Linked DNA regions of Homo sapiens: all the other regions are linked to region 2. A link is an interaction called in ENCODE POLR2A ChIA-PET data of the cell type or tissue named here. Cell type or tissue: A673. All regions are shown on one strand.

Region 1 (2,500 bases), 420 kb after region 2:
TTCTTCACTCTACTGTGTTGTGTCTATTTTCTCTTTGCTTCTTATCTGTCTTCTCTCTCCTTGAGTACAAGCCAACAAGGGCTTCTTTTTACACTGCTAAGTCAAGCATGCCTGTGATTAATGCACATGGTAAGTACTCAATAAATATTGGTAAAGTAAATAAACAAAAGAATCCTCTTATTCCTGATGAGAAACTTTCAGTGACTTTTCATTGACCACAAAATGACATCCAAACTGTTCCTTTTAGCTTTCAAGGCTTTCCATAATTTACCGTTCCAATTTCATTTTCCCACTAGACACCAAACCTCAGCCTGGCTATTTTCCGAACTCTAAGCCTCTCCTCCTGCACTCTACCCAGATGGTTCCTCACCATCTCAACATGCCCCTTGCTACCTGTCCATCAAAGCATGGCTCACCTGCTATAAACTCCCTTGAACCTCCCCTGATTCCCATAGCCCATGCTGTAGTACAGATGTTCATAGACATGTTTTTCCTTTTTGAACAGAGACTCTTCTTAGCTACTCGTGTCATCCATGCTCAGAGCTGGAACTCCAGTTAAAAATGAGCTCATTAAATAAATGAATTCTAGCCAAGATTCACTTTAGCCAAGAACCTGACAACCTTACAAGCAACATTATGGTTTCTAGATATTTTTCTCATTCCAGTGTTGTAAGAAGGATTTGAAATTTTATTTTTCTGAAGATACATTTTTTGCTCATTATATACACAAAAAGTGGCTGGTCTCCATATTGTAGATTAAGGAAGCTCATTGAATTAAAATGAGATCATAGGGTCTGTTTTAAGTGACTGGGAATTCAAATGTTAGGATTAAATCTTCAGAGAAAGACTACAAATTAAAGAGCCATTATCCAGATGTTTCTGAATATCTATCTCTACCTATGTCTTATTCAGCTGGTCATTTAGTTAAGTGAAGGGTGCATGTGGCTTCAGCTTTTGACTACCGCTGTCTTTCCTTCTCTAAAGGAAGCCTCACTGAGTACCCAGGCCACACCTAGTTACCTTATCTACTCCACAAATAACAAGCAATACCTCCAACCCCATAATTCCAGCACTGCTGGAAGGTGGGCTAAGTGGCTCACTCAGTGAGTTGATAGTCTGTCCTGCCCCCCACAGATGGGACTACAAACCAGGCCATGTCTCAGGTGACAGCCAATTTCCAAATGAGGCCAAGAATATTTAGAAGTGGTTACAGCTCTGATTTGGGATTCGTCTCCTGGAGATGCCATGGTGCCTTTTTAATTTCCTGACATTTTCAGACATGGAGAAAAGAATCTGGCTGATGAGTCACCAATATTAATGGGTTTTTGAATCCTATTCGCTGTGGCAGCTGCCTCTTCTTTAGTTATTCACACACAAAAAAAAGAAAAAGACTTTCAGGCAAACTCCGAGAAAGAAGCAGTGTTGGCAGCCATTCAATTGTCATGTGTATTCTCAGACCTTGGCCCCTGTTTCATGGGGAGGGGAGTTGTTTGTTTTTTTGCCTTGTGTGTGACTGTTTGAGAAGCTGAAGATAATTGTTATATACATACTACCTTGGTGGAGTGGGCTTCGTTTGTTTGATGGACAGAAAACACCTCCAGAGCTCAAATCTTGTGATTCTGCTGAGTCATAACAGAATAGAGGGTTGTATTACATTACAGCACTTCTTGTTTTCCTGGTTCCTGAATTCTGCTTTTACCTGCATGCCCTGATATGAAAAAGGAAAAATATAAAGTGAAATGTTTGTGTTTAGAATAGCTAATTATACTTCACAAACTTCCACACAAGTCCAAGGTTTGAAGCCAAAATATTAAAATAGTTGCATCCTTGCTACCTTTAGGGTCCTCCAGTTCCCAACATCCCAAGTGTATTTTAAAAGCAGCCCTAGCTGGCTCCCAACAGTGACTGTGAGCTTGCTAGATAACCAAGTCTCTTCTTCCTAACAGAAAAACATAACATTACCTATCCCTCTGTAAGTATGTGGTAAGAATTCTCTATTTCCTATTCTTCCTGTGCTTTTTAAACTAAAAGGAGTATATGGGCCAAGACAGCCCCTTTTGTGAGTTAACAGAGGACATTTTTTTCTTCACAGACCAAGATCTCTTGAGTTCTATCATAAATCATGAAACCCGTGCCAGGGTCCAAACTAGTTCTTCACAATCAAACAAACAATTAGCTCTGAGGTCACATTGTGGGGATAATGGGGGTAGGGAGGGAAGAAAGAAAATTAGCACACACATTATCTGAGATTTTATTTCACAGCACGCGTACAAAGAAGTGCTGCATCCAGGGCACAAGAGATTACTGATGAAAGGAATTTACAGTGAAAGATAACGAGGGAGCTTTCAGCAAGCCATCAATCTGTGGGCTGTTCCTGGAAGCCCCTGGACAGTCGGAACACAGACCGTGCTGAATGGAAGCAAGGTGACATTTAGAGGACATGGTTCACTGAAAAGAGCAAACGTATGCAAACCCAGGAATATCATCTTGTGAGGAAATA
Region 2 (2,500 bases):
TTCATTTCTTAAACCGAAAGCTGTGGAAATAGTCATTTTTCCTCATAGGCATTATATAAAATATCACAGATCCTGTAGGTAAACAGTTATGTATAGTTTTTCTTGGCTCACTGCTTAAAATGGAAAAACAGAGGAATCTGTTGCCTTTCCTCTTGTTAATTTCGTGTGCGTATGGAGCCCATAGCTTGAGAATAATTGTCTTGAGGACAAGGGCAAAATCTTTTATCTTTATTTTATGCACAACTTCTGCATGATCTCAGTGGTTAGTTGAATAATTGTTGGTAGACTTATTTTGGATTGAGTCAATTTTCTATTCCCAGTGCTATAATGAGGTATAATGAGGTGTATGAGGGAAATAGGTAGTATTTTCATCCATTTGGACTCACTTCTGTTAACCCCACTTATTTAATTACTCAGAAATATTCATTAATTTAACAAATATTGAGGCTGCTATGCACCAGGTGCTTTGATGAGTACTAGGGAGAGTAGCAAGTCAGACATAGACCCTGCCGTCATGGGGCTTGAATTCTAACTTCCTATTATATACACAATGAGGTTCATATGATATTAAGAATCATTTAAATCTACAATTGTAAGGCACACTTAAATTTTGAGTATGTTTTGAGTTTATCATACATCTTCCCCTTTGTACCTTGTTCACCTTTTTAGGTCTCCAAATCACTTCCCTAAAATATTCCAGCCAATTTTCTTTAGTGCATTTCTGACATTCAAATAAAATTGTGGCTTTTAATTAAAAGGCAAGGTATTCCATTGAAACTTTTTCTATTAAATTTTAGTGGAACACTACAATAGTAGGTAAACACCAGACAAATGAATCCTATTTAAACATGGATAATATTCATCTACTTCTTTCTTAGAGCTTCCTGTAAAAATCAGGAAGACTCTTCAAACTTTACTTTCACAGGCCTGTACACTGCTGGAGGAAGGAGGTCCAAAGGGAAAAATAATTTGCAGAAGGAAAAACACCATGGAGATGGAAAAAAAAAAAAAAAAAACAAGTATTAAAACACTTGAAACAAAGGAATGGGTCACAGCTTGAAGAAGAGCTCTGGTTGAAGACCGGAAAACACCAGGGGTTAGCATAGCGGAAAACACATATAAACATATTTTAGTTTTGAGAAATGGCTCATAGGAAATTTAATGTCTGTAAAAAGTCCCCTTTTATTTCACATAGGAAGGAGGGTTAAATAGCACATTTAAAAGCACATTTAAAAGCACTGGGAAATCCCGTCCCCAAGGGTCTCAGTTCACTTGAACTCAGCTACCAGTTGCAGAGAACCTGCTTTGTACCAGGCACTGTGCTCCAGATGGAGACACAGGAAGAAGGAGGAGATCCAGTTCCCAGTCTGGAGAGGCTTCCGGTCCATTATGGAAGAAGATGTCTAAGCAGGAAATTCCTCCACACTGTGATCTGATTTGTGATGCAGGGAGGACTTCGTTACCATGGGTGTGCTTTGAAGGAGGTGTGGAGCCTGGGGTGCAGGGAGGGGGTACATAGTGGAATTTCTGGAGCAGGTGATGTATCTCCAAAGGGTGGGTAGTGGTCTTACATCAATTAACATAGTACTTTCATTTTGAAAGACTTTTAAGAAACTGAATGCGGACATCCATGAGATGATGCATACGACTGAAACTTTCCAAGTTGAATATTAAAGGTAGTAATCACATCCTGCGTCTAATTCCCTTCTTGCCAAAGAGCAGAGGCAAAACCATTGAACAACTGCATACAGTAATTCACCTGCAAATATGTTGATACAGGTTCTGCCAACTGTATTCTCTGAATAGTGCATTCTCCCCAGATGACTTTCTGTTAATTGGCAACTATGGGAGTGTCCTCCTTAGAGGGTTTTGTTGCCAGAACTCTTTCCTGTTGCCAAATAGCCAAAACTATCCTTGTGAGGGGAACTACGCATCAAATTTCTTTATTTGGTGGCTTTTCTCAGGTTCAAAGAATTCCCACAAGGTTATTTCAGGATGGCTTGAAAATAGATGGTAATTTAATTAACCCTTTCTCGGATGGTATTAATCACTCCAGTCTTGTCAAGAAGCAGATGCTTGTATCATTCACAAAATGTGTTGCTGATAAGATGGATTGGTGGCTTTTCATTCTCAGGAAATCAAACAAGTCACATTTATGTCAAAGATGGCGTGCACCGGTGACCTTCCCTTGGTTGGGGCAGTTTCCCTTCAGGAAAATGCTTAAGTGGTATACAACAGTTCTGAGAAAAGAAAGTAAGCATCTCTTGATTCTCTGAAAGTGTATCTGTTCTGAGAAATACTTAAAGATGATTAAATTTCTTGATAAATCTCTTTCACAACATTTAACCAACTTAAGAATTTGGGGATTTTCTTGATAGTATTCTTATTATAGAAAATTTTCTATTCATGCTTCTCTATCCTTTTACTTTTGCCAAAAAAAAAAAAAGATCAAAATAAAGGAAAATACAAGAAAAAGAAGCTTCCCACATTGCAATAGATA
Region 3 (2,500 bases), 1.7 Mb after region 2:
TATTGTGTAATGTGGTCATGGTTTTTGCTTAACTGTTTTTCACTTTCTGTCCTGAATTTGTGGGGGAAAAATTAAAGAGCACTAAACGCATATGGAAGAGTGAAAGAATGTCAGGCAGGTAGTTTCACTGATGTTCCTTTAATTGGTTTTTAAATGATTAATGTGCACAGTGTGGGAGACAGAAAGACAGCACCCACTAGATGTCCTGAATGTTCTAATCCTGCCAATATGCCACCTTACCTGGTAAGTAGGACTTAGCAGATGTGATTAAGTTAAGGACCATGAAATGGGGAGATTATCCTGGATTTTCCAAATGAGCACAGTGTCATCACAAAAGTCCTTATAAGAGGAAGGCAGAGTCATAAGAGAAATGATACAGAAGCCGAGGTCAGAGTGATGGGATTGTTGGGAAGGCTCAAAAGCCAAGAAATGTGGGCAGCCTCTGGAAGCTGGAAAAGGAGATGAACTGGAACCTTCCCTAGAACCTCCTGAAGGTTCGTCACCCTGCTGCAAGCTCGATTTTAGCCCTGTGAGTCATTTCAGACTTCGTACCACCAAAACAGCAAGATAACAATTGCATACTGTTTTAAGCTGCTAAATGGTGATAATGTGTGAAAGCAGCCATAGAAAACGTCTACAAAAGCTGTGATATTGTGAATCTCAGGCATCCCATCAGCAGGCTGCACTAGTCAGACCTTCACTTTATGGTTAGAAATTAAATTTTTTCACTGAAACTTCTTTGTCTAAAGTTGTTTGTAACGTAAGCTAACATGTATATAGTAATTGACCATGAGCCCAATGACTTTCTATGTGTTAGAGCAGAATGGTGAAGCTTCAGGCTGTGGAGTCACATGGTCTGGTTTGATTTCTCTCACTTATTATGTGCCCTTGGTAAAGTTACTTGACTTCTCTGAGCCACAGTTTTCTCATCCATCAAATAGGGAGGTAATAATAGTGCCAACTTCTTGGAATTACTGTGGGGATTAAGGGAGATGATGTGTGCATGGAATTTAGCTTGAGGCTTGGCACACAGCAGGAGTCTTGGAAGTCTGCCAGGGCAAGGCTTGTTCCCTGTCATGTTTAGAGATGACGGGATCCAAGCTCCCTTAAGTTCAGGCATGTTATAAGCCATGGAATTGGCTCAGGCTCTAGTTCTCTGTTCTCTTCCTTATGACATGAAATGCTGCCATTCATTGGTAAAGCTATTTAACACAATCTCTTCACTAGTCAGTGAAATAAAAGAAAAAAAATTATTCACTGAAAAAGAAAAGAAGACAAGATATATCCCAGCACTAAAAGCATCTTTTTTTTAAATTTAAATTTTAATTTTTTTAGTTGAGATGGAGTCTTGCTCTGTTGCCAGGATGGAGTGCAGTGAGTGGCATGATCTCAGCTTACCACAATCTCCGACTCCCTGGTTCAAGCGAGTCTCCTGCCTCAGCCTCCCGAGTAGCTGGGATTACAGGCACGTGCCACCACGCCCAGCTAATTTTTGTATTTTTAGTAGAGACGGGGTTTCACCATGTTGGCCAGGATGGTCTTGATCTCCTGACCTTGTGATCCGCCTGCCTTGGCCTCCCAAAGTGCTGGGATTACAGGCGTGAGCCACTATACCCGGCCAGCATTCCATTTTTTTTAAAAGGTCACTCCTGTCCTGAAATACATGAATTTGCAACGTACTCCTGGAACAACTGCCAATTAATATAGTTTAGAAATATTGGTAAGTACATACCTGCCAAGGCATGTCCTTAGTCTGATGAGGTCTAGAGAGAGTGTTTTTCACTGCACGGTTATCTGAACATTTACCCACCTTTCTTAGGAACCGCTGGGGGCAGTGGAGGGCTAGCTCTTACCTCATCTGAGAAATCCGGATTCTGAGAGTGGTGCAGAACTGCTGTGTAGGCGGCTGAGGTGAAGAGGGGCCCTCCAGGTTTTCCATAAATACACTGTTTGAAAAGTTATGAGTTGAACAATTATGAGTGTCTGAAATTATCCCTGGGTGAAAAAAAAGTCCATAACTCTTCAGTACCAACCCTGGGACAATGGCAAACTTTGTGATAACTTGCCAGGCTAAGCTGGCATCTAATTAACCTTGAACTTCTTTGGCCTACTACCCTGCATTTATTATACAATGAAAGCTGCTGAAGATAATTTGATGGCTTTCATTCATCATATAGTTAATACGCCAGGGCCAAATACCTGTGGGACAGGAATAATACAGGGTGGCCACAGGAGAACAGAAAATTCCAGGCAGAGGTTTCACATGCCTAGCAAAAAGGATACTGTTGAAATAGCTGCAAAAGTCAGTGGCCAATAAGACCCTAAAAAATGAGATGCGGGCCAAGCTGGTTAAGACCAACTGTACCCAGCATGGTGCTGGATTTGACCTAGGTTTCTCCTAGGACCTCATTATATGCTCATTGACATACTAAATCACACTCCCCCCAGTACCTGGGCAGTTCTAAAGTTTCTTTAGAAATCTTCATGAATATAAAGAAAC

The links. Peaks named below come from ENCODE experiments on the same cell type or tissue, not always from the same donor. Only the 100,000 strongest peaks of a DNase experiment are listed, where the experiment ranks them.
Region 1: POLR2A ChIA-PET joins it to region 2 with 11 read pairs; 1 of 35 experiments calls an interaction of 5 or more read pairs at or near these places.
Region 3: POLR2A ChIA-PET joins it to region 2 with 5 read pairs; 1 of 35 experiments calls an interaction of 5 or more read pairs at or near these places.

Annotation. Positions count from the first base shown.
Region 1 is chr2:223,536,774-223,539,273 of GRCh38, forward strand. No RefSeq gene overlaps it. Among named protein-coding and RNA genes, the nearest start is that of SCG2, 64 kb to the right of the region's middle. In A673, no CTCF peak of the experiment used is centred here; a DNase peak (open chromatin) is centred at 1,348; H3K27ac peaks cover 1,512 bases.
Region 2 is chr2:223,116,549-223,119,048 of GRCh38, forward strand. All of the region lies in intron 1 of LOC124907986 (a long non-coding RNA gene), which reads left to right. Among named protein-coding and RNA genes, the nearest start is that of KCNE4, 66 kb to the left of the region's middle. In A673, no CTCF peak of the experiment used is centred here; DNase peaks (open chromatin) are centred at 1,183 and 1,903; H3K4me3 peaks cover 860 bases; H3K27ac peaks cover 2,500 bases.
Region 3 is chr2:224,847,654-224,850,153 of GRCh38, forward strand. It overlaps DOCK10 (dedicator of cytokinesis 10), which reads right to left. Exons shown (of 56, transcript NM_014689.3): 19 at 1,854-1,946. Among named protein-coding and RNA genes, the nearest start is that of CCDC195, 130 kb to the left of the region's middle. In A673, no CTCF peak of the experiment used is centred here; a DNase peak (open chromatin) is centred at 1,048.